2 separate regions of the Homo sapiens genome follow, and region 1 is linked to region 2. Evidence: read pairs that join two places in POLR2A ChIA-PET (ENCODE). Cell type or tissue: PC-9. All regions are shown on one strand. Each heading gives the region's core, and the rest is flanking DNA. Links, peaks and the distances in the headings are about the cores only. Region 1 holds the start of LOC107984486 (a long non-coding RNA gene). Region 2 overlaps LOC124902877 (a long non-coding RNA gene).

Evidence for each region. ChIA-PET counts read pairs that join two places held together with the same protein. Peaks named below come from ENCODE experiments on the same cell type or tissue, not always from the same donor. Only the 100,000 strongest peaks of a DNase experiment are listed, where the experiment ranks them.
Region 1: POLR2A ChIA-PET joins it to region 2 with 5 read pairs; 2 of 35 experiments call an interaction of 5 or more read pairs at or near these places.

Annotation. Positions count from the first base shown.
Region 1 is chr12:12,584,695-12,600,779 of GRCh38, reverse strand. It overlaps LOC107984486 (a long non-coding RNA gene), which reads left to right and starts at 13,822. Exons shown (of 3, transcript XR_001749010.1): 1 at 13,822-14,479. RefSeq lists enhancers at 1-363, 15,222-15,723 and a silencer at 3,934-4,168. In PC-9, for the core only: no CTCF peak of the experiment used is centred there; DNase peaks (open chromatin) are centred at 7,669 and 9,649; H3K27ac peaks cover 425 bases.
Region 2 is chr12:11,528,162-11,544,246 of GRCh38, reverse strand. It overlaps LOC124902877 (a long non-coding RNA gene), which reads left to right. Exons shown (of 3, transcript XR_007063210.1): 3 at 2,721-2,853. Among named protein-coding and RNA genes, the nearest start is that of LINC01252, 12 kb to the left of the region's middle. In PC-9, for the core only: no CTCF peak of the experiment used is centred there; no DNase peak of the experiment used is centred there.

The DNA of each region.
Region 1 (16,085 bases), core at 2,829-10,828, 1.1 Mb before region 2:
TCTTGTGTTGTGTTCTGTTATTTCTGTTGTTTTGTGTTTTAAGACAGAAAGTTCTTGGGAGGGGGGAGCATCCTTTCCCTAATTCTTAAAGGTTTCCGCAGTTGGCTTTGCTTTGTCTCGGAAAACTTCAAGCCTTCAGTGTGTTTCCCTTTCCCACTCAGCATGGAACGTGCCTGTTCACCTGCTCTGTTCTTGCTGCTGCAGGTGAGGCCCAAATACGTGCTTGTAACCTTCCTGCCCATGGCTTCCAGAGGACGAGATCATAACTTCTCTTCATGGTCGCCCACTCCTCCCCCTATGCTGTGAGGTCTTTGAGATGAGGTGGAAGGTGTAGGCTGATTACACCTGCCCAATTTTCTGTCATACAGTTGGGTCCCTGCCTACTCCCCAGTGTGCCTCCACCACGCCCTGCCACTTCCGAACCCTCCACTCATTCATGGTTTTCTCCCTTTTTCCTACTCCTAAATCCACTCCTTGCCACTGACACAGTGCTGGGCAGCTCTCCCCAACCCCCTTTGCTACCCTTCAGGCATGAGAAAAGCTACCTCTGCAGTTTTGCCAGGTCCCCGCAAGGCAGTTCAGTCCCCAGCCAAAGTGCTAAGATGCACGGCAAGGCTGTTCTCCTGTTTCCACAGGTGCCCCTGGGAGGTGGTTTGTTGTGGGGCAGGCTCGTGCTGGAATTAGACCTTTTTCAGCATTCTCCAAGAGAGCTGCCTCTCCAGTTTTTCCTCTTTAATGTTTCCAGCAAACAGGTGGTTCCTCCACTGGTAGTAAATTCCTGGATATTTTTACCCACCACTCCATAAACAAAATGACAATGTTATTGGAAATGTCATGCAACCAGGCATATGAGTAATGTCCCCATTAATCAATTTGCCAAAGAAAACAGGTTGCTATCTAAGCTTGTCTGGAGAGATGCTAGCTATGTGAAGGAAGAAAAACTGAAGCATCTGCTTTAAAGTACACTGTCAAGATATAAATGATATATGCTTGCTGATTTAGTATGTTTTAAAATAAATGAATTGTTACAGGAACTTCACTGTAATGCTATGAGTAGTGCCTGTAGGGCAGAGGTAGAGATAACATGGAATCCAGGAGAGATGCAGGTTTTACTGCATTTGTCACTATATTAAGAAATGTCAAACTACAAAGAAATCCTTCAGCTATAGTATAACAAATTCATTCTTTTATCTATGCATTCATTTACAAAGTGTGTTGAGCAGGCAGTGTGCTATATACTAGAAATACAAAGATTAACTAGATAGGGCCTCTGCCCTCAAGGAGCTTATACACTAATGGGGATTTATTTTACATTTCATTTCCAAACTTCCTTAAGAATGTAAATGAATAACTTCAATATAGTTTGTTAAGTGTGATAATAAAGTTATTCAGAAAATATAGAGAGGAACCAGGGCAAGCCTTTACAGAAAGGCTGATTTCTGAGCCAGGTCTCAAACACTGAGTACATGTTTTTCCAAGCAGGCAGGTAAAGAAACATTTGCAAAGTCATAGTTCTGTGAAATAATGGGGGGGAACTGCAAATAATTAGATTTGAGTGTAACACAGGCATCTCAAGAGATGAGAGCAGTGTCAAGAGCTGAGGCCAAAGAAGTGGACAGGTGATAGATGACGAAGCACCTTGAATGCCAAGCTTAGGATGTGGACTTAATTTGAAGGTACTGGGGAGCTACTGAAGGTTTAAGCAGGAGAGTGACAAATCTGAGAGAACTTGGCTTGTTCACACGCAGTTGGCAGCTCTCTATACCTCTTATTTTACTATTTTATTTATTTATTAACATTTTATTACACTAGATTATACCATACTCATAATATATACTATATGGTGGTATGGCATACAGAACTGAATATAACTGAGTGTAAGGGCCTGCCATATAGTAACACTTCCCGATATCTGATGACCGAACAAAAACTCTTTAAAAGTGTCTCACCCTTGGTCAGATGGAGGTGGGACTGGAGGATCACAGGCCAAGTGTCCTGACTTCATTGCCTTCCAGATTCTTTCTGTCACATACATGCAACAAGTGACAAAGGAACCCTTGGGATGTCCCCATAAATACGTAGTGCAGCTACATGGCAATGCCCAATATATGTTCCAGAAATTATCTTAATCCCTTCTTCAATCAAAATTTTAATCCAATCTATTGTATCTGGGAAAGAACATTAACTTCTGAAATGTTAGTAAGACATGGATTTTACTCTAGAGAAGCCTTTTAATTTTGCTGAACAATATCCATTTTGCAAGATGAGTGATACCTGTAATGGACACACAGCAGTTAGACTAAAAATTCTCAGTGCACTTCGTTTTCCCAGGCCATGCCTATTAACACATATTACCAAGAACTGATGGATGGGCAAATAGAATGATAAACAGTGAGATTGAATTTAGACTCCTATCACTTACTCAATAGAGTTGAATAAATATTATTTGAGAAACATGGGCTGTTGGGCATGGTGGCTCGTGCCTGTAATCCCATCACTTTGGGAGGCTGAGGGGGTGCGGATCACTTGAGGTCAGGAGTTCGAGAACAACCTGGCCAACATAGTGAAACCCCGTCTCTACTAAAAATAAAAAATAATAAAAAATAATTAGCCGGGTGTGGTGGTGCATGCCTGTAATCCCAGCTACTTGGGAGGCTGAGCTAGGAGAAGGGCTTGAACCTGGGAAGTGGAGATTGCAGTGAGCCGAGATTGTGCCACTGCACTCCAGCCTGGGTAACAGAGTGAGACTCTGTCTCAATAAAAAAAAAAAAAAAAGAGAAGTAAAGAAAGGTGGGCTGGCCACAGTGGTTCAAGCCTGTAATCCCTACACTTTGGGAGGCCAACACAGGAGGGTTGCTTGAGCCTAGGATTTCGAGACCAGTCTGGGTAACATAGCAACCCTGTCTCTTAAAAAATAACTTAAAAATTAGCCATCTGTGGTAGAGTATGCCTGTAGTCCTAGCTACTCAGGAGGCTGAGGTGGGAGAATCACTTGAGACCAGGGGTTCAAGGCTGCAGTGAGCTATAACAGCACCACTGCACTCCAGCCTGGGTGACAGAGTAAGACCCTCTCAAAAAAAGAAAGGTGGCAAAATGAAAAAAACACCTTCCATGTTCTCTACAGACACTTTTCCTGAACCAGATGGAATTATCTTTTTCATTTGCAAAAATTAAAAATGTAGCTTATTTCAAAAGTAATACATGGCCACGGTAAAACATCCAAACAATAAAAAAAGGCCATAAGATAAAAAATAAAAACATTTTCCCCATCTCTCTGATGCACGCTCCAGAGTTAACCACTGTATATCCTTCTAAAAAGTTTCTATGCACTACAAGGAGTATAGGTATCTCCGTTTCATTTTTATACAAATGGTATTATATCATGCACACTGTTCTACATTTTTTCAATTAACTATATGTTGGACATTATTCCATATCACAGTATAGAGCACTATTTTCATCCTTCATTGTTGCTTTTCTTTCCTTCCTTTCATAATTTACTTTGTTTTACTTTTTATTTTTACTGGTTAATGCAGAAATATACAACCTTTATTATACATATTTCTGTTCTTGTGTGAATTTATATGTAGAACAGATTCCTAGAAGAGGAACCTCTAGATTAAAAGTATTTGCACTTGAATTTTTTTTATTATACTTTAAGTTCTAGGGGACGTGTGCACAACGTGCAGGTTTGTTACATATGTATACATGTGCCATGTTGGTGTGCTGCACCCATTAACTCGTCATTTACATTAGGTATATCTCCTAACACTATCCCTCTCCCCTCCCCCTACCCCATGACAGGCCCCAGTGTGTGATGTTCCCCATCCTGTGTCCAAGTGTTTTCATTGTTCAGTTCCCACCTATGAGTGAAAACATTCAGTGTTTGGCTTTCTGTCCTTGAGATAGTTTGTTCAGAATGATGGTTTCCAGCTTCATTCATGTCCCTACAAAGGACATGAACTCATCCTTTTTTATGGCTGCATAGTATTCCGTGGTGTATATGTTGCACTTGAATTTTTTAGAAATATTGCCAAATTTCAAGGCGAGACATCCCTAGTGTTGAGGGGTTGGGCCTTCCACTAATTTCAAGGATTGAACCTGACACAACCCCACCCCCTTTCCTTCCTTCTCAGGGGAAGAGAGAGTAGCTCCACTCGTGCAAGTCCCTACCCTAGAGGAGAGAGAGGAGAGGCAGAGAGGCAGTGAGGGAAAGGAAGAGACAGAAAAAGAAGGAGTCAAAGAGAGAGAGAAAGAGAGGCAGAGAGAGAGAGGAAGAGACAGAGACAAAAAGGCAGTATGTTCAATTCTTTGCCTTCTACTTTTAAACTAAACTTCCTCGTAAAGCAACCTTTTTCGATTACCTACTCCACCCTAACTCATTCTGATCACCTGCTCCACCCTAACTCATTCTGATCACCTGCTCCACCCTAACTCATTCTGATCACCTGCTCCATCCTAACTCATTCTGATCACCTACTCCACCCTAACTCATTCTGATCACCTGCTCCACCCTAACTCATTCTGATCACCTACTCCACCCTAACTCATTCTGATCACCTGCTCCACCCTAACTCATTCTGATCACCTGCTCCACCCTAACTCATTCTCTTCACTCAGTCTGATCACCTGCTCCACCCTAACTCATTCTCTCCACTCATTCTGATCACCTGCTCCACCCTAACTCATTCTCTCCACTCATTCTGATCACCTGCTCCACCCTAACTCATTCTGATCACCTGCTCCACCCTAACTCATTCCAATTACCTGCTACCTGCTCTGCCCTGACTCCCGCCAAAGCACTCACCCCATCATTCTCTTTAAATTAGCCAATCGGAATTAGTTTAGCCTGTGCAGTCTAACCCTAGCCAATAGGGGAACGACACAGCAGCAGGGGCCAAGTGCTTCTGGGATAAGAACCCCTTCCCCTCCCTTGTCCAGATGTGCAGTCCTCATTGTTCCATCTGTAAGGGCACACGCTTCTGTATAGAAGTAACTTGCCTTGCTGAGAATTAAAAGGAAATTTCCTTAAAAGAAATATTGCCAAATTTTCTCCAAAAGCATTATAAATACGTATACTTCCATTGGTAATGTGTTTCCCTGCTTGCCAGCCAACATGTTTTGTTATTAAACTTTTAAAGCTTTGCCAATTTGACTGGTTAAAAATTGCCATCTTACTGCTATTTTAATTTGCATTATTTGAATTAGCAGCGAAGTTGAGTATTCTTTTTATGTGTGCATTGGGTGCATTCATATTTCTTTTTCTGAGAAGTACCAGTTCATGTCCTCTGCTCATTCTTTTTTTCTGAAATGGAGTTTCCAGCTTTTGTTGCCCAGGCTGGAGTGCAATGGCACGATCTCACCTCACCGCGACCTCCGCCTCCCAGGTTCAGGTGATTCTCCTCCCTCAGCCTCCCAAGTAGCTGGGATTACAGGCATGCACCACCACGCCCAGCTAATTTTGTGTTTTTAGTCTCTAACGGTGTTTCTCCATGTTGGCCAGACTGGTCTTGAACTCTTGACTCAGGTGATCCACCCGCCTCAGCCTCCCAAAGTGCTGGGATTACAGGCATGAGCCACCGTGTCCGGCCTCCTTTGCTCATTCTTTTATAGGTGGTTGGCTTTACCTTACAGATTTCTTTCTTTTTTTTTTCAGACAGAGTCTAGCTCTGTGGCCCAGGCAGGAGTGCAGTGGCATGATCTTGGCTCATTGCAACCTCTGCCTCCCAGGCTCAAGTGATTCTCATGCCTTGGCCACCAGGGTAGCTGGGATTACAGGTGTGTGCCATCACCACGCCTGACTACTTTTTGTATTTTTAATAGAGACCAGGTTTCACCATGTTGGCCAGGCTGGTCTTGAACCCCAGACCTCAAGTTGATTCGCCTGCCTTGGCCTCCCTCAGTGCTGGAATTACCCCAGGCATGACCCACTGCACCCAGCCTACCTTACAGATTTCTAAAGGCTTCATCTATACTAAAGGAATGAGAACATATATAGATAATACGTGTTGCCCACTTTTCTCCCAGATTGTCAATTGTCTTTGACTTTGTTGATTGTATTTTTTTATTCAGAAGTTTTCATTTTTAAGTAGTCATATTTATTAATCTTTTCTTTATGACAACTTCTGGATTTTATAGACAAATATTGCCAAGTTTTCATACTAAGAAAAAGCCTTCTCCATGCAAGATTATTTAAAAATTCATTATTTTATTCTAGTACTTTGGTTTTTTCATTTTTATATTTAAGTCTTAGTTCTGGGATTTATTTTTGATGTGCAGAGAAAAATATGGATGCATTTTCATTTTTTCTAAAAGACTAATCACTTATACCAACAACATTTATTGAATATTTTTCCTACTGATTTGGAATGCTCCTTTTATTGTAAACTAATTTTGTTTGCATGTGGGTCCACTTTTGAGCTTTTTCCATTGATCTGTCTATTTCTGCACTATACCAACTGTTTCTTTTTTTTTTTTTTTTTTTTGACAGAGTCTCGCTCTGTCGCCCAGGCTGGAGTGCAGTGGTGCGGTCTCAGCTCACTGCAAGCTCCGCCTCCCGGGTTCACGCCATTGTCCTGCCTCAGCCTCCCGAGTAGCTGGGACTACAGGTGCCCGCCACCACGCCCGGCTAATTTTTTGTAGTTTTAGTAGAGACGGGGTTTCACCATGTTGGCCAGGATGGTCTCGATCTCCCGACCTCATGATCCGCCCGCCTTGGCCTCCCAAAGTGCTGGGATTACAGGCGTGAACCACTGTGCCCGGCCTCCAACTGTTTCAATTAATGTAGCTTTAGAACAAATTTTAAAATACAATGAAACTAATTTCCTTTTTTTTTTTTTTTTAAAGAGACACAGGGTCTCTCTATGTTGCCCAGGCTGGGATCAAGTGATCCTCCCAGCTCTGCTTCCCAAAGTGCTGGGATTACAGGCGTGAGCCGCTGCAGCCACTAGTTTCCTTTTATTATCTTTCTCTCATGTTTATATTCCCAGATGATCAATACTCAAGTTCCAGTGAAAAATTTAATTGTATGCTCTGTTTGTACAGAGTCATGATGGCTGGTAAGATAATTTAGTGATTCTTAATGCTCAGTATTTTTTATTGTTGTTTTTATTTCCATGATTGCAGCGTGAATAACATTGCTAGTGGTGAAATTTTTATTCATAATTATTCATATTTATTTTACTTATTTTTTCATACATATTACGAGTCCTTTTTATGCTTCCCCAAAATGAACTTTTGACTGAAACTACTTGACAGTGTCCCAGTGCTTACTCGGCCACCACACTGAACCCTCTAAAATGCATAAAAGCAGGCAGTACCTACTCAAAATTGGGAAAATGATGCTTGCTTTAGATGTGGATAAAGAAAACTCATATTCATCATGCTTTTCATTCCACAATCCCAATTGAGTTTAGGATTCCCAAATTAGCCTTTGTTCACTATTTTTTCCTCCATATTAGGTAACTTCCATCTATATATCTAGTTCTAGATGCAACTTTTCGATCTTGGGAGAAGAGAGATTTACCAAAAAGCACTAAGGAAACATTTAGAATCTTAGCAACTGCAGTCACCGTGGCCAAATTCTAACCCTCACGTGATTTGTCATCTACTACATCTTTCCTCTGCCCATGGCTCTCACCTACTAAAGTCCACAGGCATTCTGAAGGCCCCTTGAAACATCTGTGAGTCATAGGCAGGGAATTTAGAAATGAAAAGCTAGAAAGTTCAGACATTACAAGCAGAAGGACATGACCAATGGCTTGTTGACAAGCTCTGTCCTTCCTCATCCTCACCTTCCCCACTTCTGTCCCCACCCAAGATCTGAAGGTTCAAAGCAGGAGATCACCTCTATAGGATTTCTTTTCTTTTCTTTTGAGACAGAGCCTCAGTCTATTGCCCTGGCTGGAGTGCAGTGGTGCGATCTGCACTCACTGCAACCTCTGCCTCCCAGTTTCAAGTGACTCTTGTGCCTCAGCCTCCCAAGTAGCTGGGATTACAGGCACGCGCCACCATACCCAGCTAATTTTTTATTTTTTTATTTTTATTTTTTTTAGTAGAGACGAGGTTTCACCATTGTTGGCCAGGCTGGTCTCAAACTCCTGACCTCATGCAATCTACCTACCTCAGCCTCCCAAAGTGCTGGGATTACATGTGTGAGCCACCACACTTGGTCCACCTCTATAGGATTTGCCAAGAGAATTTCTCAGTCAGCCTCCCAACTTCTAACTCTCCGTTCATCTTAAAGCTTCAAGTGAGTATATTATTCTAACCACTGCACCCAGAAAAGATGGAGAAACAGGAACTGATAGACTCCCTGATAAAACACAATGGGAAGTGGCTGTCATTGCTTTATGTGACCATGAGCACAGTCCAAAGATACAGCTAGTTGCCTTGTGATACTGTGAGCTCTTCCTTGGATTACCTTCTGCCTGAACGGTTTCCATAGGATTCCTGAATTGGGACAGAGCTTGGACTAAATGATCTTTGAGTTGGTGTATTGGAGTCTTGGAAAGCTGGTGGTAGCTGAGCTGAATCTAAAATGACATTCAAATAGGCACAGAAAGGAGGGGAGGAGGAAAAGAGACAATGGCAGTCCCAGTAGAGGGAATAGTATAAACAAAGACATGAAGATGATGTGTACAGCACAGCAGAAGCTACAGACAGTTTGGTACTGTATTTTTGGAGTATTAAATGCCAGGAAAGGAGTAGCAGGGATAATACAGGAGAAGTAGAAAGTGGCTGGGTCCTGGGAGTCCTAGTTTACTGTGATCAAAAGCTTAGGTGTTATCCTAGTAAATATTTGTAGGTTTTTAAGCAGATAAATGACATATGGTAACTGGGATAGCTCCATATATAAATATAATGATGACCTTACCAAAAAGAATATGAGGCAATTTTGAAATTAGCTTTGTTAATGAAAGCTGGTGAGATTGTTGTCATATATATGCTAAAGGATCATTGTACCCATTATCAATTGACAAAAAGACATCTCCACCTAGCTTCTTTTTTTCTGAGATGGAATTTCACTCTGTTGCCCAGGCTGGAGTGCAGTGGTGTGATCTTGGCTCACTGCAAGCTCCTCCTCCCAGGTTGAAGCCATTCTCCTGTCTCAGCCTCCTGAGTAGCTGGGAATACAGGTGTGTGCCACCATGCCCAGCTAATTTTTTTTTTTTTTTGAGATGGGGTCTTGCTCTGTCGCCCAGGCTGGAGTGCAGTGGCACGATCTCCGCTCACTGCAAGCTCTGCCTCCCAGGTTCACGCCATTCTCCTGCTTCAGCCTCCCAAGTAGCTGGGACTACAGGCGCATGCCGCCATGCCCAGCTAATTTTTTGTATTTTTAGTAGAGACGGGGTTTCACTGTGTTAGCCAGGATGGTCTCGATCTCCTGACCTCGTGATCCATCCGCCTCGGCCTCCCAAAGTGCTGGGATTACAAGCATGAGCCACCGCACCCGGCCATTTTCGTATTTTTACTAGAGATGGGGTTTCACCATGTTAGCCAGGCTGGTCTTGAACTCCTGATCTCAGGCAATCTGCCTACCTTGGCCTCCCAAAGTGCTGGGACTACAGGCGTGAGTCACCCGGCCTGGCATCCACCTAGATTCTTAAGCCGAATTATGACACAGTTGCATTTATGTATCATAAAGTTCATCCTTATAGCATTGTGGGAAATCATTGTAAGGGTATTAGGACTAGAAGTAGGGAAACAAAACATTTTTTGGAATTGTCTAGGTGAATGGTGACAGAGGCTTGAACTAGGGCAGTAGGTGGAGACATTTGTTGAAGACAAAGCTAAAAGATTTGCTTGAAAAGACAGTGTGATGTAAGATGTTACCAAAGAAATGCACCTCATAATTGACTTACAGCCCCAACTTCTACATTCTGAAATCCATCACGGCTTCCTGCTCAGCTCATGCTTCTCGAAGGCTACTCCATGACTGAGTGCAACAGGAATATTAAGGCAGGCCCATTCCTGGGGAATGTGGGACCCCTCTAATGGGCAACTTTAGCTCCAAGATGTTACATTGTCCTTGCTGAACTTTCTTAATACTGCACAGCAGTCTAAGATTCCTCCACCCAAACTTCCTTCCACACAACCCACCAACCCTCCACCTAACCTTCCTTCCACACAACCCACCAACCCTCCACCTAACCTTCCTTCCACACAACCCACCAACCCTCCACCTAACCTTCCTTCCACACAACCCACCAACCCTCCACCTAACCTTCCTTCCACACAACCCACCAACCCTCCACCTAACCTTCCTTCCACACAACCCACCAACCTTCCTCCTAACCTTCCTTCCACACAACCCACCAACCTTCCTCCTAACCTTCCTTCCACACAACCCACCAACCTTCCACCAAACTTCCTTCCACACAACCCACCAATCTTCCTCCTAACCTTCCTTCCATACAACCCACCAACCTTCCTCCTAACCTTCCTTCCACACAACCCACCAACCTTCCACACAACCCACCAAACCTCCACCTAACCTTCCTTCCGCACAACCCACCAACCTTCCTCCTAACCTTCCTCCCACACAACCCACCAACGTTCCACCTAACCTTCCTTTCACACAACCCACCAACCTTCCTCCTAACCTTCCTTCCACACAACCCACCAACCTTCCACACAACCCACCAACCCTCCACCTAACCTTCCTTCTGCACAACCCACCAACCTTTCTCCTAACCTTCCTTCCACATAACCCACCAACCTTCCTCCTAACCTTCCTTCCACACAACCCACCAACCTTCCACACAACCCACCAACCCTCCACCTAAGCTTCCTTCCACACAACCCACCAACCTTCCACCTAACCTTCCTTCCCCACAACCCACCAACCCTCCACCTAACCTTCCTGCCGCACAACCCACCAACCCTCCACCTAACCTTCCTTCTGCACAACCCACCAACCCTCCACCTAACTTTCTTTCCACACAACCCACCAACCTTCCAGCTAACCTTCCTTCCACACAACCCACCAACCTTCCTCCTAAACTTCCTTCCACACAACCCACCAACCTTCCACACAACCCACCAACCCTCCACCTAACCTTCCTTCCGCACAACCCACTAACCTTCCTCCTAACCTTCCTTCCACGAAACCCACCAACCTTCCTCCTAACCTTCCTTCCACACAACCCACCAACCCTCCAGGTAACCTTCCTTCCCCACAACCCACCAACCCTCCACCTAACCTTCCTGCCGCACAACCCACCAACCCTCCACCTAACCTTCCTTCCACACAACCCACCAACCCTCCACCTAACCTTCCTGCCGCACAACCCACCAACCTTCCTTTGTCCTTCCTTCTACCCAGCATCTTTCTCCCTCTTGAACTTCCTTTCATTCTTCCTTCTATGTCTCATAAGGGACAAACCTGTATCATGGTCTGATGGCTCTCCTAGAGGACAATATTTATTGTGGGTAAGCTTTTGGGCTCTGGAGTCACAATAATTTGGGTGGTAATCTGGCTCCATCAATCTTTGATATATGAGTTCAAGCAAGTAATGTAACCTCTTAAAAGTGCCAATCTTCTCATCTTAAAATCCTAATTGTTTTGAGGATTCAATTAATCAGGCTTATAAAATGCTCAGCACAGTACCTGGCACACAGTAAGTACTTGATAAGTGTTAGTGATTCTTGTTATTAGATATGGGGGGTGAAGGGAAGGAAGAAGTCAGGTATAATTCTTAGGTTTCTAGGCTACTTACAATATATAAAGTAATCACAGATATTTCACTCAATTCTCCTTTTTCATATAGCACATATCCTTTTGAGTATGAAGAGATTAGGAAATCTTTCCTTTCTTTCCTCCCTACTCCTAAATTTCTTGACTCCTGCAGTTTTCATAACTGATGGAAGATAAACTACTAACCTATACATCAACATGGACATAAGAAAGGATTCTTGGCTGGGCGTGGTGGGTCACACCTGTATTCCCAGCACTTTGGAAAGCCGAGGCAGGTGGATCACTTGAGGTCATGAGTTTGAGACCAGTCTGGCCAATATGGTGAAACCCTATCTCTACTAAAAATACAAAAAAATTAGCTGGGCCTGGTGGTGTGTGCCTGTAGTCCCAGCTACTCAGGAGCCTGGGGCAGAAGAATTGCTTGAACCTGGGAGGCAGAGGTTGCAGTGAGTGCCGAGATAGCATCATTGCACTCCAGACTGGGCCTCATAGCAAGGCTGTGTCTCAAAAAAAAAAAAAAAAGAAAGGGTTCTTCTGACTCTGGAGTTTAGAGGGTAGCCTTTTACCACATTACTCCAGTCACTTCTACTTCTGGTAGGAGACAAGCTACGAAAGTTTCTTCTCCCTTATAGAGGAAAGACCCCTTTTAGAGCTCCTTCATGTAAGAAGGGAGGAAAAGTTACCAAACCTCCTTGAGGAATTAAATTAGGACAAAACTAGGTGGGGGAAACCTAAGTTAAATGCTTTTCATAAATAGCATTTTATTTAGGACAACTTAGCTATTGTCCTAATAGCTAAGTGCAGGAGCACCTTTGGGTTGTCCTGCTTTGTGGAGGCCCCCTGACCTAAGAACATGTTATATATTGATCAGGAAAGGAATTGGATATAGACTTGGAAGTGATCTCTGTAAAGTCAGAAGGAGGATCCTAGGACTGTAAGGGCATACACACAGGGCAGTGAGCAAGAAGTGAAGTTGTAGGGGAGCCGGGCACTGTGGCTCATGCCTGTCATGCCAGCACTTTGGGAGAGAGGCTGAGGTGGGAGGATCACCTGAGCCCAGGAGTTTCAGACCAGCCTGGGCAACATTTTAGAAATATTTAAATTTTTCTACATGCATGGTGGCATGTGCCTGTGGTCCCAGCTACCTGGGAGGGTGAGGCAGGAGGATTGCTTGAGCCCAGGAGGTTGAGGCTACAGTGAGCCATGATGGTGCCACTGCACTCCAGCCTGGGTGATACAGTGAGACCTTGTCTCAAAACATAATAAATAAGTAAATAAATACAAAAATAAATAAAGACAGGTACACTGTAAAGTGCACACTAGCAAATGATCTTGCCCTTTCTCAAGTACTTATAAGGCTTAAGACCGGGCCAGAATTCAAATCATAGACTGGCATATAGAGTTTAAACTAGTAAAATTAGAAAGGGAAAATGTAAACTCCTGAACAAAATGTTAAGAAATTTATGTATAAACCTGGAATGCGGAAAATCTAGCTGAGCAGTTTATATGAAAAATATTATGGGTTTTATTTAGGCTGGCTGCCAGTGCCATGGGAGCCAACAGTGTAATTTCAGCTTGTAAAGAAATGAGTGCAATCTCTGCCTGCATGGAAGTACAATATTCATTTAATAATGGGAAACTTCAGCTTTCTTATCTGCAAAATTAGACGCTAGATTAGACAATTTCCGGGTCCCATACAGTGCTACTATTTTATGAGTATATGACTCTATCACTTAGAAGTTCTAAACTTGAATTCCTGCATTTCCAGAAAATGACCATTGGAAAGAAATATAGGCTTGACTAAAACAGATAATTCATTTCTCTGGTTAACTTTATAGTTTGGATAATCTCCAAAGAGAAAACAAAAAAGATTCTTTTTCTGTGTGTGTGCTGACCTGACCCACAGATATACACCATGTCAAGCTTCACCCAGAACTATTTTGCTTCAGGTGGCAAGCCTGAGAAACCAGTTTTTCCTGAAGTTTGCCTGATAAATACGTTTATGATGAGCTGTACTGTCATTCTTCTATCTTGCCATAGCCTTGGAAGGCCCCTCCTAAGCTGGCCAATTGCCTGTTGACGTTGGTAATCAAGGATTTCAGAGGCAGACATCAAGGCCAACATGGGGCAACGACAGGAGGGACTGGGGTGCTCTGCCATATGAGGCTGCGGGAAGGCATGGATCCGAGTTTTAGCCACAGCATAATAGGCGGTCTGTGATGGTTTTGTGGGTAACCAGTGAGCTTCCCCAATTGATCGGTGCAGTTATCATTCTATTTTAGACCCCTAATTGGCATTTCCAAGCAGTTTAAATATGTTTTGAGAAAAAGGCAGTAAAAGAGACTAAATCTGGGGGAAAGCAAAGCTTCAGTAAAAATAGCATTCCAAATATTTCAGCTGGGATCTCTTTGTCTAACTAACAGAGATTTGGAGAGTGGATCAGAAGGCCTGCATCTCCTTCCCCTTCTGCAATTAGCCAGGTATATGCCCGTGGGCAAGCCATTGAACTGATCCTGGGCCACTGTTTCCTTACTTACAAGATGAAGAGGAGCCCCACCTTGCTACTTCCAAGAGCGTAGGAGCTGAGCACCTTTGGGTTGCCCTGGTTTGTGAAGGCCCCCTGAACTAAGAACACATTATATATTGATCAGGAAAGGAATTCGATATAGGCTTGGAGGTGATCTCTGTAAAGTCAGAAAGAGGATCCTAGGATTCTAAGGCCATATGCACAGGGCAGTGAGCAAGAACTGAAGTTACAGGACTCTCAGGTTCCTGTCTCAGGTAAGTCCCTTCCAGGTGTTGGCTGAGTTGCTCTATGGCTCATTTTCTTAATTGTGTCAAGCAGAAGAGGTCACAGAGGGTGGAGCATTGGCCAATGTGTCATGTTCTCAAAGTTCTGAAAAAAGGACAGAGGGAGCAGAAAGGCCAGAAGAGGAGTTTCCACAGCAAACTGACCACAACCAACTATCCCATTCCCTTCCCAGACTGGAAGGGACAAGGGCACCAGGTAGCTGCAGCCTCCATGGTTTCTTAAGTATCTTCATCCCTTTAGCACCATAGCCACCAACTTAAGCAAGGAAATCAAGATCTTTAACAAACAGGGGAAGTCCAGGAGATGGTAATTAGGTGAACTTTTGGAGATTTTGGGGGAATCCGTAGATGTTTATCTTTTCAAGAGATAGACTCCCTTTTAAATTTTGGTAAAATCTACATAAATGTCATTTACCATTTTAGCCATTTTTACATGTACAATTCAGTGGAGAGGCCCTTTTTGATAACTTTCATTCTCTCCCTGTGCTGATGTAGACTGTGTACTCCCTGCTAGGAAGATTCCTGGTTGTTCTGCAGGGTCATTCTGAGGGCGTCATCCAGTTAAGTGGATTTGGCTCCTGCAATAGGGGAATACCCCAAAATACCAGAAACAGGACAGGAAATTATTCTGTGGTCATTTATCCTTGATACTGATGAGATCAGATTTGCTGCTGCATCCCTTTAATTTTTATCTCTGCATTGTCCCTAACCACTTATCTTGACCTGTGGCTTGCCCTTGGGCCTGATCTCTTTCATTATAGTGCATTTTGGTTCTCTGCTGACTCCTGGCGCATTCTGATTATTAAAAAAAAACCCTATTTTTCTTGGGATGTGACTTGTCTGCCCCTTCAGTGGTCCTTGCAGAGCTTATTTGTCAGATACTATTGACAGCTTCTGCTCTCTACCTGAGCTCCAATCCCATTTCCCTGACTGCCTACTGGCCATTTCCTCTGGAATGTGCAGGTCATTGTTCTGCCAAGCAGATTGCAACATGTCCAAAAACAACCTTCTTCTTTTTTTTTTTTTTTTTTTGCCACAAATCAGCTGCTCATATAAACTGTCAGTCCCTGTCAATAGTCCATGAAGTTATTTAGATATAGAGAAGCAAATTCCTCTTTGATTTGATCTCCTCTTTCATCACTCTCAGCTGTTCAGCCCCTAGAACAATCAGGTTTTCCTTCAAATATTGATCTTGTTTCTGTCATTCCCTCTCTCCTATGCCCATTTCTAGGTCCTTACTTCCTCTAATATCATCTACTGTTCATGTCTACCCTTTCCCTGATTCAATTACCTGTGAAAGACTGAGGCCAGACCTAGACTACCTTCATTAATCAAATCATGTCTATTCAAAACCCTGAAGTTCTTCCCTATTCATATAGACTTCTTGCTCTTCTTTGCTGTCAAAATTTCCTCTAATCTGATCTCATACTAGACAATATTTCTGCCAGGTGGCTATATTGTAATGGGAAGTTTAATGGACTTGGAGTTAGTGGATCTGCTTTCAAATCCTAGCCCCGTACTCAGCAGAATGACCTTGGGCAATTCACTGACTCTCGAAACCTTGAATCCCCATTTG
Region 2 (16,085 bases), core at 4,080-12,079:
GAATGAACTGGTCAAATAGGAAAGTTTTCAAGGACATCAACTGGTCTTTTCTTGCACAGAGGAGATTCGCAGGATGAAAATACTCTGAGGCTTCTTCCCACTGCAGGGCACAGACCCGAGTTAAGTGTGGCCTGGCCCTCAGCACTTCCCAGGTGCCCTTGGTGCATCCTGGTGCTGACCTGTGCCCCTCCACACTCCTGCTGTGCAGCTCCTGCTACCCTACAGGAACCTGCTCCTGAATAATCCCTGTGTCTCCTCTCTGTGCTCTTATGAGTCACCGAAACTCGCTTGTGAATTTTATTCACAGGGTTTTGACGGCTTCTTTCTATCCAAATTTATTTCCTCCTTGACCTCATTCCTTCTGTCTTGTTGCCATCACCAGTGAAAGCTAATATTATTTACATAGGGAAATGCATAGTGGATGGAAGGATACAGTTCTAGGAGTCACATGACCAGCCAAAAAAAGTTCTGCGTAGACACACACACACACACACACACACACACGTATAAACATATCATAACAAACTTAGCAGCTTGAAGATGAAGATTAATAGTGTTACTGTTTAAGGATCTCAAAGATAAAACATTTGCAAATTTAAAGCACACTTACACATGTATTCCTCTTGAGGACTTGGAAACACAGTTTTGCAGAATAACTCTGGCTGCCAGCTAGCACGGGAAGAGAAGTGTTAAGTGTTGAAAACTGTTAACTGTTCATGGACCAGTATAAATTGAGTCATAGGGGTGAGGTGTTTTTATGTTTGCTATATTTCCTATTTCCACTACTTTCCTGAATAAGTACATTTACTCTGGGTTAATTTTTGAAATAATTTTGAAATTATTCAAAACATTGTTGTGTGTATATGCAAAGACTAGGGAAAAGAAGCTTGGATTGGTAGCAAAAAGCCAACTGTGACTTTGAGCAAATTATTTGACCTCTCTCAATATATCTTTTCTTATTTTAAAATAAGGAGGTTGAACTATATCATTTCTATGCTTTCTTTCATTGTTAGCAATCCACGAATAATGGAACACTGCACAGAATAGTAAACACTGGGTTAAGATCCAGTATTGGCTCGAATCCTTATAACTGTGTGATCTGAATACAGTAATTTCTTCTCCCTGGGCCTTACTTTCTTCATCTGAAAAATTACAGGATTGGCCTCTATCTTCCTTATTGTCTCTTCAGACTCTCATGTTTTGTAGTTTTCCTCAGTTATGGTAGAAATCTCATCCTTCTCTTCTTAACATTTAGTCCTGTGCTCCAGGGAAAGAGGAGGGAGTTGGGAGAGGCCTGATATAATCATTAATTTTCTCCGTCTTTCTCTTTGTTTTGTTTTAACTCTCTTTCTCCTTCCCCCTCCCCACCTTCTCCTCCATTTTTTTTTTTCTAGAACACTGAGAAAGTTTCCTCATAGTCTACTTGGCAGTTGCAGCTGTCCCTAGAATGAGTCCTGAAACCTAGATCTGAGTTGCGGTAGAAAGCCTATTACTTCCTTGCTTGTTTGAAGACAGCCTACTGTAAGCCCTATGGCTTGGAGGTGACCAGGCTCTCCAGGAGATCAACACTTCGAGCCCTGTATGTTTAAGGAATAGTTTTGACTTAGAGTGATAGAGAACACCTAAAGAGACCATGGCTTTTAAAAATAGAAGTTTCTGAGTGTGGTGGTTAATGCCTGTAATCTGGGTACTTTAGGAAGCTGAGACAGGCAGATTGCTCGAGCCCAGGAGTTCAAGACCAGCCTCAACAACATAGTGAGACCCCATCTCTACAAAAAATACACAAATTAGCTGGGCATGGTAGTGCACACCTGCAATCCCAGCTACTCAGGAGGCTAAGGTGGGAGGATCACATGATCCTGGGAGGTTGAGGCCACAGTGAGCTGAGATTGTGCCACTACACTCCAACCTCAGTGAGAGAGTGAGAGCTTATCTGAAAGAAAGAAAGAAAGAAAGAAAGAAAGAAAGAAAGAAAGAAAGAAAGAAAGAAAGAAAGAAAAGAAGGAAGGGAGGGAGGGAGAGAGGGAGGGAAGGGGCTAAAAACAGTTAAGTATTATAAAGCGAGCATCAGTCCAGAAATCCAGCAATAGTCCCTCCTGGAATCCACTGACTTTTCTCAACAGTTTTTGGCCCTTCTCTTTTAGGGTTGCCAGATAAAAATACAGGATGCCCAGTTAATGTGACTTGCAGAAAATAATAATAATTTATTATTATATAATACATAATTTTTTAGCATAAACATGTCCTTTGCCATGCTTAGTTTGGGACATACTTACACTAAAAAATTATTTGTTCTTTATCTGAAATTCAGAATTAGGCATTTTATATTTTAAATTCAGAACTAGGCATTTTATATTTTTATTTGCTAAATCTGGCTACCCTATTCTCTTCTTAATATTCTTCATCTCTCCCAGCTTTGCCCTCCTTCCCTGCCCCCTCTTCTAGGGGAGTCAGATCGAGTTGTAAGGAGAACATGCCCACTGTCTCGATGGCTGCAGCGTGCAATCCATACAGACGGTGAGGAAGAAATGGGTTTCCACCCATGCTGTAGACGAATGTTTGTGTCCTCCCCAAATTCCTTTGTCGAAGCTTAACAACCAATGTGTTTGGTATTTGGAGATGGGCCTTTGGTAGGTAATTAGGGTTACATGAAGTCATGGGGTGGGGCCCTCATGATGGATCTGGTAAGAAAAGAGAACACTGTCTCTCTCTTCCACCAGGTGAGGATGCAAAGAGAAAGTGGCTGCCTGCAAACCAGGAGGAGAGCCCTCACCAGGAACCAATCTAGCTGACACTTTGAACTTGGACTTCAAACCTCCAGTATTGTAAGAAATAAATATGTTTTCAAAGTCATTTAGTCTATATTATTTTGTTTTGAATAATACAACCTGAAAATACATTTTCCCCTCACCCTACCTGAGCAATATCTAAGTTGCTTAAGGCACCCAGGGCACATCAAAGGAGAAATGTCCCATGCACAAGGCACAGCCATGCCCAGGAGAAGCAGCCCGGCACAGAAGGGAGCACACAGGCTCGGGGCTCTGCCACTCATTCTTCCTGTGACCCTGGGCAAGACACTGAGGGGGGCTTCAGCTGATTTGTTTGTAGTGGGCTTAATAGTGCTTGCCTTGCCTCCTCTGGAAGGCTGCAGAGACCGGATGTTAAAGCGCTTTGTTATCTGTAGGGTTTATTTGAACGAGAAAGGAAATGTGCATATGCTCCAGGATGTCTGTGTATCCAAAGACACACGCACACACTCTCTCTCTCACACACACTCTCACACTCACTCACTCACACACACTCACACACACATTCAACACATGCACACACTCACACACTCACACACACTCACACATGCTCACACGCTCACACTCACACTCACACTCACACACTCATTCAACACTCACACATGCACACACACTCCCACACACACTCATACACATCACACACTCACACATGACACATGCAATCTCTCACATACACTCTCTCTCACACACACACTCTCACACACACACACTCACACACTCACGTGCGTGCACACACACACACTCCATGACATACCAAACCTGGCTGCATGTTCTCAAAAATGTGCTGCTAGGCACCATTCCCAGTTCTAGACCCAGCCCAGCCAGTTTACCCTTAACTTCATAAAAGTTCTCTACCTAATGTACTACCGACAGGCTCATCCCAGACCTAAATTTTAAAGATTTCCTAGGAGCTGGATTGTAGACTTTTATCCTCACCCCTCAAGCTGCAGTGGGAATCCTTGACCCCAGCCTAGACAAAGAACAGCTGCAGGTCATTCTCATGTGTGGACATGGAGGCCATGACTGCCTTTGCTGGCCAGCTGGGCTGAGTGGGCCTGGGGAATGAAGGCTGCAGGGTTGGCCCCGGGCAGTCTTGCCTAGGCTTGCCAGCATCCCCTGGCCTTCTTGATTTCCCAGGATCCATGAGTATGGACTTTAGGAATTCTGGTGAAGGGATGAAGAGCATGCAGCAGGGTGTCCTCAGCCCTGATCTACAGGAAGAACACTGGAAACAAGGCCGAGAACTTAGTTTGAGAAGTTCCCTACCCCACCCAACCTCTAGCTCTTGTGTACCAGTTCCTGGAACAGACTCCCCTCTCCTGAACACCACTTTCCTCTCCAGCATTACATTTCTCCAAAGTGCATTGCTTTTTGGGAAGGCTTTCAAGGATGCTCGGAGAAAGGAGGATGGAAATGTCCCACTCTCTAAACCATTAGACAGATGCAGACAGACAGAAGGAACAGCCAGCTTCTTTTGCTGTTTGTAACGTATTTGAAAGAAGCTTGGGTCCAGAACTCTGCCGAAAGAGCTGTATGCTGTGCAGGGAAAGACAAGCACTTTCCCTTGTGGGATCCTTGAGCTGAAGTCATCGCTGGTTCTAGAGCCAGTTTTACTGAACACCCATGAATGGCTGTGTTCTGAGTGAGTTGGTCACTCACATCACCCTGACCTGCCCCAAGTTAGATTTTACATGATCCTGCTTCTCCAGGAAGCTTCCGTGACAGCCCAGGGACCTCCCCATTCTCTGAAACACACAGCATTTGAAGCTCCACTAGACAGCTTAGCCCCCATGTTGTGCTATTTGGGGTTGTTCTCTGTGAGATAGTAGAGAGTAGTGGTTACCAGGAAGACCTTTGGTACTGGGCTATCTGGGCTGGAGTCCTTATTCTGCTTAATAGCTATGTGATCTTAGGCATGTGACTTGTGCCTCAGTTTCTACTTTATAAATTTATGGAAAATACTGCATCTGTCTCTGTGGAGAGAATTCAATGAGTTAATATATTTCAAGTGTCCTTGAAATGTATTGTGTCCATAGATGGATAAATGGATAAACAAATTGTGGTATGTACAAACAATGGAGTATTACGCAGCCAGAAAAAGGAATGCAGAACTGATGCATGGCACCATGTGGTTAAACCGCAAAAGCATTATGTGAAGTGAAAGAAGCCAGACACAGGTCACATATTATGTAATTCAATTTATATGAAATATCCAGAATAGGTAAATCTATGGAAACAGAAAGCAGATTGGTGGTTTCCAGGGGCCGAGTGGAGGGGAGAATGGGAAGTGGCTGCTTCATGGGTGCAAGGTTTCATTTTGGGTTGATGAAAATGTTTGGGAACTATGTAAAGGGAGTGGTTGCACAACACTGTGAATGTACAAAATGCCACTGATTGTTCACTTTAAAATGGTCAATTGTATGTGCATTTCACCTGGCGCATAAGAAGTGCCTTGCAAGTACTAGTTGTCGTCCTGCATGCATTCCTTGACTTCCTCGATGGAAGGACCAGGGCTATGTCTTGTACTTTCATATCCTCCTTGGTGTGGACATTTACTGGCTGCGAGGTGGAATCAGAGGAAGCGAGAGCCTGAAAGACTTCAGTGATCGCAGAGCTGATGCTCCACCGATAGAGGAGATGGGAGGGGACATCACTGGGCTCTTCAGTGTGCTCCAGGGAAAGCTTTCCTGTCCTCAGGTCCAGGATGAGGAGACACAACAATGTCCCTGTCACCACAGTTATTGAGTGCTTGCCCCGTGCCCTCAACAAGCCAGGGAAACAGACACATAACCAGATGATATGAGTGCAATGGGTGTTTTGACAGGCACTGCAGAGGGGAGCCGGGTGCCTGGGAGCACTCACAGAGGAGCTCGTCTAGCTCCTGGCGACTCCTCCCTTCCCTCTTTAGCAGGGGAGCTCTTTTTGGCCTTCTGCTAAAGGGCCAAGCCTGACCATGGAGTGATGGAGCAGGTCCCCTCCCGTCCCTGCCTCACCCTGATGGGAGGGGCTGATCTGTGAACAGTCCTCAAGTGCTGCTTTAGTAAGGCTCAGGGGAGCGAGAGCAAGTGATTCTCCTTTACCCCAGCTCTGTGGGGTCTCCCCACACCGACCCACATGGGGGTCAGCTCTGTGGGGAGGAGAACAGTGTACATCTGAAATGGGAGAAACTATTGATCCACCGGGACCCCATACATTTTCCAAAAATTTTTGTTTTGAATTACAATAATACTACGTGTTAATGCTTAAAAAAAAAAAACTAAACTAAAAAAAAAATAGATTGGCAAAGAGATAGATAAATCCCCCCCATTCTACTATTTGGATGTAAGCAGTGCTAATATTCTGGAGTCTCTTCCTAAAAAAAATGATACACACGCACACATGGACAAACACTTTTAAACACCGCAGGTTTTGTATACTGATTTTTCTCCATGCTGTATCACGAACACATACCATTATATATTCTCCAGCATTAATTTTAATGACTATAAAATATGAACTCTTGAGGTGGGAAGCCCTCAACATACAGGGACGTTGTCCACCAAAGCTCAAGGTGAGCTCTGGGCATGTGACAGGGGCACCACCAGCGTGTGATGCATGCTGTGTTTTATAAAGTCCCACAAGGAGCATCTGGGGCTCTGCCAAGTGAATGTATCTGAGAATGGCTGCCTCGTGGTACCTCTTCACTGATGTCACAGACCAGAGGCCAGGAGAACACCTTCCTATGAAGACCTCCAGGTATGTGACCAACAGCAGGGTCCCAAAACTGGAATAGCAACTTCTTTAGTTGTAGAAAGATTACCAAAAAATATTTTGTTTCTCTAATATTTGTTTAAAATATTAGAATTTTAAACGTAAAATGTTTTCCAATTAAATACTTTAAATTGTATCATTGTAGACATTTCTGAAAATATTACTAAGAAAAATGTAGGAAAATACTTTTTGGCCGGCACTTTATGAGTTCAAAGCAACTCATGTCAGCTCCTAGTGCAATAAATCTTACTTTAGAATGATTCTAGTTAATAAACTGGCAAGTTCAGAATCAAATACCAAGAAAGTCCTAAATAAAAGGTTACCAACATTTGAAATGCTAACAGACTATAGTACTTTTTAATTGCTGAAAACTTTTTTTTGGAGGTTATGTGCTTCTTTTTAAAAAATTTTTATTTTACTTTAAGTTCTAGGATACATGTGCAGAATGTGCAGGTTTGTTACATAGGTATACATGTGCCATGATGGTTTGCTGCACCTATCAACCCTTCATCTAGGCTTTAAGTTCTGCATGCATTAGGTATTTGTCCTAATGCTCTCTCTCCCCTTTCCCCCGATCCCCTGACAGGCCCCGGTGTGTGAAGTTCCCCTCCCCGTGTCCATGTGTTCTCATTGTTCAGCTCCCACTTATAAGTGAGAATATGCACTGTTTGGTTTTCTGTTCCTGTGTTAGTTTGCTGAGAATGATGGTTTCCAGCTTCATCCATGTCCCTGCGAAGGACATGCAATAATTCTTTTTTATGGCTGCATAGTATTCCATGGTGTATATGTGCCACATTTTCTTTATCCAGTCTATCATTGATGGGCATTTGGGTTGGTTCCAAGTCTTTGCTATTGTGAATAGTGCTGCAATAAACATACGTGAGCATGTCTCTTGATAGTAGAATGATTTATAATCCTTTGGGTGTATACCCAGTAATGGGATTGTTGGGTCAAATGGTATTACTGGTTCTAGATCCTTGAGGAATTGCCACACTGTCTTCCACAATGGTTGAACTAATTTACACTCCCACCAACAGTGTAAAAGCGTTCCTATTTCTCTGCATCCAAGATGCTCTGCATCTTGCAGCATCTGTTGTTTCCAGACTTTTTAATGATCGCCATTCTAACTGGCATAAGATGGTATCTCATTGTGGTTTTGATTTGCATTTCTCTAATGACCAGTGATAATGAGCTTTTTTTCATATGTTTGTTGGCTGCATAAATGTCTTCTTTTAAGAAGTGTCTGTTCATATTCTTCACCTACTTCTTGATGGGGTCGTTTGTTTTCTTCCTGTAAATTTGTTTAAGTTCCTCGTAGATTCTGGATATTAGACCTTTGTCAGATGGATAGATTGCAAAAATTTTAAATAGTTGGAAGGGTTTCAGAAACAAGGAGGACAAAAGCACAAAAATTAATGTATTCACATGTGCATATTTGTCATATATTTAAACTTTTAAATTGAAAAATTATGTTTAAAAAATGCCACATCATAAACCATTTTCACAAAGTCAGTTTTTGTAGTGCTCTGAAAATAGTGGTCTTTGATAAGGGAAAGCATCAATTTAGCCTTTGCCCTGTAGTTTATCTTTTCTCTTTTTAAGTAAAAAGCACTGATACTTCTGTTTTCAGAAGCCTAATAAGCACAAGGCACATTCAAATGCCTGGAAAATATTCTGCACTTGATGTATCTTGTTCCCATAATGAAAAGATCCATCAATTCATAACAAATCTGTCAGAGCTGAGCCTTTGGAAAGATACCCCTATTGCCAAAATACACCACCATCCCCTCCGCTGAAATTACATAAACGGGTTTAGTATAAGATAGAATTTTCTAAAAGAAACAAGTCAACCAAGCTGTTCTTTAGTCCTGAAGAACTTGGATATTGGCAAAACATTCAAGACATTTTCTAAAGCTCTGGACTCTAGACACATACACGCATGACGGGTCACACTAAGGGTCTTTCCAGACAGTGGTTCTATATTGGGTTTAATCTTCACTGTATTTGGAAGAAATCTTATGCTGCTATAAACCCTCATTGCAAGTGGGATAACTTCAGGTCTTAAACTGACCCGTTCTGTTTTTCTGTGCTCTTATGAATGAAACATGTTGAAATACAAAGAAAGAAACTCATCAAAATGCATTTGCTAAATAGAAAATGACACTTTACGAGTAACACTTCTCTTGTTTTTCTTGGAAGAAGAGTCATTTTTATCTTCAAGTGCAAAGACTCATGGTCTCAAATTCAACTTTTAAAGTCATTGGGAAAATTAAGGCCAACAGCAAAGTCAGGGGAACAGACCACAAGACTGCCTTCACTTCTGACACAAGCTGCATATTTGGGGGGTTCCCAAAACCACCTTAGGTTCAATAATTTGCTAGAAAGACACAGAACTCACTGAAAGCTGTTGTAGTTGTGGCTATGGTTTACTACAGTGAATGGCTAGATTAAAAAATCAGCCAAGGGAAGAAGAGCACAGGGCAGGGGCCGGGAACAGTACTAATTGCAGTTCCCACTGTCCCCTCCCCACGGAACGAGAATGACATTACTTTCCCAGCATCAATGTGTGACAGTACACGTGGGGTAGTGCCAACCTGGGAAGCCACTGTAGCGTTAAGTCCAGAGCGTGTACTGGGCCTCCATCACACAGGTATGACTGATGGTCAGCCTGGCTGATCTCAGCCTACAGACTCCTGCCCTCCCAAAGTTGACCAACACCACATGGCCCAAAGCCCAAAGCCCCCACCCCACGTCACATCGTTGCCACCTGGGGAGACCAGGTCTCACTCTAAGACTATCCAGTGTGGCAGCCCCATCCTAAACCACATTTAGACCAGCGGTGTGAGCCCAGGACCCCAGGCAAATGAAGACAATCCTAACAGGTGTGATGGGAGATCATCTCCCAGAAGCAGAGACAAGTCAGAGCTGCTTAGGACAAAGTTCAATTCTTTACTACACAGTCATAGAATTGTATGATTATTACAGTTGTGTATTTTATATTTCAAGGACTGTGTTTGGCTATTGTGAAATATGGTTAAGGCCTTTCAAGCCTTTAAAACTAACAACTATATGTTTTGCGTATTTTGAAATGAAAGTTGTGACTTATTTCTTACTTCAGTGATAGCAAACAAAAATAAAGCTAATTTTAAGTTTTGCTTGGAAAATAAAATGAGTAAAAAGACAAGAAGGAAGAGAACGAGGCAGATCATTTCTGGGTCCCTAGAGTTATCTTGCATTTTAACATCATCAGTTCTAATAGATTGTATCTTCTTCTTTAAAATGGGGAAAGGCCACATATTTGAAGAGATTAAAGAGACACAATAACTGTAATGTGGGATCCTGAATTGGATCCTGGAACAGAAAATGAACACTGGGGACAAAGTTAGTGAAATGCAAATAAGATCAGTAGTTTACTATGAAGTGTAACTATTGTGCAATATGCTAATGTTATCCTCCTGATTTTGATGATTATGTTATAATTCTCTGTGTTGATCATATTAGGAAAAGTTGAGTGAAAGATATGTGTGAACCCAACCTTCTGCATTGCTATTGCAACTTTTCTGTAAGTTTGAAATCATTTTAAAATAAAAAGTTTTTAAAATGTAAATTTATCTATCTCTGCCTATTCAAGGATTCTCTAAGACACTTGTTTTAACCTTTTTGGAGATTAACTAACTCTTTGATGAAAAGTTCGTACCATCTGTCCCAAAGAGCCTTAAGTCCACTGCTATAGTTTGAATGTCCCCCAAAGCTCATGTTGGAATTTGATCCCCAATGTCACAAGTGGGGCCTAGTGAGAGGTGTTTGGGTAATGGGGGTGGGTCCCTTGTGAATAGATGAATGCCCTCCCTGTGAAGGAGGGGAGTGAATGAGTTCTCACTCTGTAAGTTTCCCCAAGAGCTGGTTGTTAAGAAGAACCTGGCACTCATTACTTTTCTCTTGCTTCCTCTCTCATCATGTTATCTGCACACACCAGCCCCCCTCTCACCTTCTGCCATGAGTGGAAGCAGCCTGAGTCCTCACCAGAAGCAGATGCGGGTTCCATGCTTTTTGTGCAGCCTGCAGAAACATGAGCCCAAACCTCCTTTCTTTATAAATCACCCAGCCTCGGGTGCTCCTTTATAGCAGCACAGATAAGACAGCCCTCAAAAGTCTTCAGGAGTGTTTCCCACATTTCCTCACCAGGTTGTTTTTCTTTTCCTGTTGACTTTTTGTTGGAGCCATCATACTAGGGGCAGGAGAGCCAACTTCATGAGAACCAACCACAACCACCTGTTCCCAAGTTCCTACTTGGTGGCCTCATGTTGGTTACTTGAAATTGGCCACATGAAAGTACTTATATCTTGGAAATAAGCAAATGCTAAAAATTAGGACTTTTTTGGGTTTTGAGAGCCATTATTAAACATTTTCCAGCCCACCACTATTTACAGAATTTCCTTATGTATCCTAGTTCTAGTCACTCATTGATTACATGTGCTGCAAACATTTTATCCCATATTGTGGCTTTTAAAAATGTTCATTTGAGGTAACTTTTGATTAACAGAAATTCTACATTTTGATATGGTTATATTTTTAAATTGCTTTTCTATATGGGTAGTATGTTTTGTGTCTTCTTAAAGGCTTTTTTCTACCCTAAGGATATTAAGATATCCTAGTATATTTAATTCTGAAAGCTTTGGAATTTTGTCTTTTATATTTAGGTCTCTAATACACCTGAAATTGATTTTTGTGGACTGTGGTATAGTGGTCCAATTTCTTTTCTTTTCATCTTGAAAGCTTAGATCTCCTACATATCTTCAGAGACACAGAAGAATGCATTTTATCCCATATGTTGATAGCCATGCCAAATTGGGTGAGATAAGGCAAATAATCCAAAAACTGGTTAAAAAATCAACAGTATTGAGGAGACATCCAGAAATTTAATTATCTTACATCTGTCATTTGGTTGAATTGTCCCAAGATACTTATCTGCATGGTTGCCAATTATGGCAGATCAATTGCAGAAATAAGCCCAATTTTTAATGCATCCTTGTCAACAGTCACTTAGGTAGGGCCCTCCCAAAATGATGCTGTGCTAGGTGCCATGACTTGCTTTGGCCAATGGGACAGGAGCAGAGGTTGGGAAAAGCCTAAGTTCATTTTCACTTGTTTCCTGGACCTCCATCACTACTATGAAGAACAGGCCCAACTTAGCCCACTGGAGGGATGTGAGGGACATGTGGAGGAGAGCTGAAACCATCCAAGATGAGCCAGGCTCAGCCAACCCATCAGCTGATCACCCATGAGCCAGCCATGATTGGTCACATCCAGCCCAGAGCAGCAGAACTGCCCCACCGCCCTGCAGACTCCTGAGAAATAATAAAAGGTTACTGTTTTAAGCCCCTAAGTTCCAAAGTGGTTTGCTACAGAGCAATATCTAACTAATACACCAGTTATCTGAGAGTACTCCAGACCCTTGATGTCCTCAGTGGCACTGTTTTATTTATTCAGGCTATAATATTGATTGAGTATCTTCTGTGTGTGATTCGTTAAGAGTACTCCTTGAGATATTCAGGAATTGAACTCAGCTCTGCACCAAGCTGACCTAACAGATATCTACAGAACTCTCCACCCCAAATCAACAGAATATACATTCTTCTCAGCACCACATCCACTTATTTCAAAATTGACCACATAGTTGGAAGTAAAGCACTCCTCAGCAAATGTAAAATAACAGAAATTATAACAAACTGTCTCTCAGACCACAGTGCAATCAAACTAGAGCTCAGGATTAAGAAACTCACTCAAAACCACTCAACTACATGGAAACTGAACAACTCGCTCCTAAATGACTACTGGGTACATAATGAAATGAAGGCAGAAATAAAGATGTTCTTTGAAACCAATGATAACAAAGACTCAACATACCAGAATCTCTGGGATACATTTAAAGCAGTGTGTAGAGGGAAATTTATAGCACTAAATGCCCACAAGAGAAAGCAGGAAAGATCTAAAATTGACACCCTAACATCACAATTAAAAGAACTAGAGAAGCAAGAGCAAACACATACAAAAGCTAGCAGAAGGCAAGAAATAGCTAAGATCAGAGCAGAACTGAAGGAGACAGAAACACAAAAAAACCCTTCAAAAAATCAATGAATCCAGGAGCTGGTTGTTTGAAAAGATCAACAGAACTGATAGACTGCTAGCAAGACTAATAAAGAAGAAAAGAGAGAAGAATCAAATAGACACAATAAAAAATGATAAAGGGGATATCACTACTGATCCCACAGAAATACAAACTACCATCAGAGAATACTATAAACACCTCTATGCAAATAAACTAGAAAATCTAGAAGAAATGGATAAATTCCTGGACACATACACCCTCCCAAGACTAAACCAGGAAGAAGTTGAATCCCTGACTAGACTAATAACAGGCTCTGAAATTGAGGCAATAATTAATAGCTTACCAACAGAAAAAAGTCCAGGACCAGATGGATTCACAGCCAAATTCTACCAGAGTTACAAGGAGGAGCTGGTACCATTCCTTCTGAAACTATTCCAATCAACAGAAAAAGAGGGAATCCTCCCTAACTCATGTTATGAGGCCAGCATCATCCTGATACCAAAGCCTGGCAGAGACACAACAAAGAAAGAGAATTTTAGACCAATATCCCTGATGAACATCGATGCAAAAATCCTCAATAAAATACTGGCAAACTGAATCCAGCAGCACATCAAAAAGCTTATCCACCATGATCAAGTGGGCTTCATCCCTGGGATGCAAGGCTGGTTCAATATACGCAAATCAATAAATGTAATCCAACATATAAAAAGAACCAAAGACAAAAACCACATGATTATCTCAATAGATGCAGAAAAGGCCTTTGACAAAATTCAACAGCTCTTCATGCTAAAAACTCTCAACAAATTAGGTATTGATGCGAAGTATCTCAAAATAATAAGAGCTACTTATGACAAACCCACAGCCAATATCATACTGAAGGGGCAAAAACTGGAAGCATTCCCTTTGAAAACTGGCACAAGACAGGGATGCCCTCTCTCACCGCTCCTATTCAACATAGTGTTGGAAGTTCTGGCCAGGGCAATCATACAGGAGAAAGAAGTAAAGGGTATTCAGTTAGGAAAAGAGGAAGTCAAATTGTCCCTGTTTGCAGATGACATGATTGTATATCTAGAAAACCCCATCTTCTCAGCCCAAAATCTCCTTAAGCTGATAAGCAACTTCAGCAAAGTCTCAGGATACAAAATCAATGTGCAAAAATCACAAGCATTCTTATACACCAATAACAGACAAACAGAAAGCCAAATCATGAGTGAACTCCCATTCACAATTGCTTCAAAGAGAATAAAATACCTAGGAATCCAACTTACAAGGGATGTGAAGGACCTCTTCAAGGAGAACTACAAACCACTGCTCAACGAAATAAGAGAGGACACAAGCAAATGGAAGAACATTCCATGCTCATGGATAAGAAGAATCAATATCGTGAAAATGGCCATACTTCCCAAGGCAATTTATAGATTCAATGCTATCCCCATCAAGCTACCAATGACTTTCTTCACAGAATTGGAAAAAACTACTTTAAGGAAAGAAAGAAAAGAAAGAGAGAGAGAGAAAGAAAGAGAAAGAGAAAGAAAGAAAGAAATAAAGAACAGCATAGAAAGCAGATATATGGGTACAAAGGGTAGGGCATCCTTTTTCTCATGAGGTTTATAAAAATATTTGAAGGTCAAAGCCAAAATTATAACATTATCTGATGCTCAAGACAGTAATATAAAAAATCATGGAAGGTAAAGGTTTCTTTTTTTTTTAATGTGCTTATTTATTTATTTACAGACATTCAATCAATTGGTATTTGCTATTTACTTGTCTTTTTATTATTATTATTATACTTTAAGTTTTAGGGTACATGTGCAAAACAGGCAGGTTTGTTACATATGTATACATGTGCCATGTTGGTGTGCTGCACCCATTAACTCGTCATTTAGCATTAGCTATATCTCCTAATGCTATCCCTCCCCCTTCTCCCCACCCCACAACAGTCCCCGGTGTGTGATGTTCCCCTCATGGAAGGTAAAGATTCCTACATTTCACTTAAAATAGCAAAACACTGATACCAGCAGACTGCAATAAGTCACATATGTATGCTTGAAATATCCAGTGCAATCAAAATAAAAATGGTACAAAGAAACACACTCAAAAAGATTATCAATAAACCAAAATGAAATGCTGAAGTTTACTCAAGTAACTCAAAGGAAGACAAGAAAAGAGAAACCAGAATGAAAACCCAAGGAAACAAGCAGAAAACAAATGACAAAATGGGAGGCTTAAGCTCGAACATATCGATGATTACCTTAAATGTAAATGCTCTAAATACACAAACACGAAGACAGAGATGGGAGGAGTAGGTTAAAGCACACACAGAGACACACACACACTCACACTTCAACTATATATTGAGTACAAGGAGCTCATTTCAGATTCAATAACCTAGGTAGGTTGAAAGTGAAAGGATGAAAAAAATTACCATGAAAAATTAATTTAAAGAAAGTAGTTAGGAGTGGCTATATTTTCCAATAAAATAGACTTCAGAGCAAAGAGACTTAGTACAGACAAAACCCAACATTTCATAGTGATGAAAAACTCAATCCAGCAGAAAGTCATAACAATTCTAAATGTGTATGCATCAAAAACAGTGCTTCAAAAATACAAAGCAAAAACTGATAGGGGTGAAAGAAGAAACAGCTACATCCACAATTATGGTTGGTGACTCCAACACCTCCCTCTCAGCAACTGTTAGAAATACTAGACAGAATATTAACAAGGATACAGTAGACCTCAACAGTGCTGGCAATCAACAAGACCTGGCTGATCTCTGCAGAATGCTCCACCCAACAGCAGCATACACATTGTTTACAAGTGTCCATGAAACAGTCACAAAATATACAATGTCCAGGATCATAAAACAAACCATAACTAAATGAAGTAATAGATATCGTATAGATTGTCTTCTCTAACCAGAAGGTAATCAAACCTGACATCAATAACATAAAGACAACAGGAAAATCTCTAAATATGTGCAAATCAACCAACCCAATTATAAATAACCCATGGGTCAAAGAAGTCTCAAAGTAAAATTAGAACATACATAGAACTTAATGAAAGTGGAAATACAACTTACCAAAATATGTGAGATAAAGCTAAAGCAATGCTGAAAAGGAAACTTATGACACTAAATGCTTACATTCAAAATGAGGAGAAGTCTCAAATCAGTAATATAAGAAACTAGAGAAAAAAAAAGAATGAAATAAACCCAAATCAAAGAGAAGGAAAGAAATAAGAAAGATAAGAGCAGCAATCAATGAAATTGAAAACATGAAAGCAACGGAGGACACTAATAAATTTCAAATCTGGTTCTTCAAAAAATATCAGTAAAATTGATAATCTTCCAGCAAGACTTCTATGGATAAAAAGACAAAGACACATCACCAATAAAAGGAACGAAACAGTAAAATTACAAA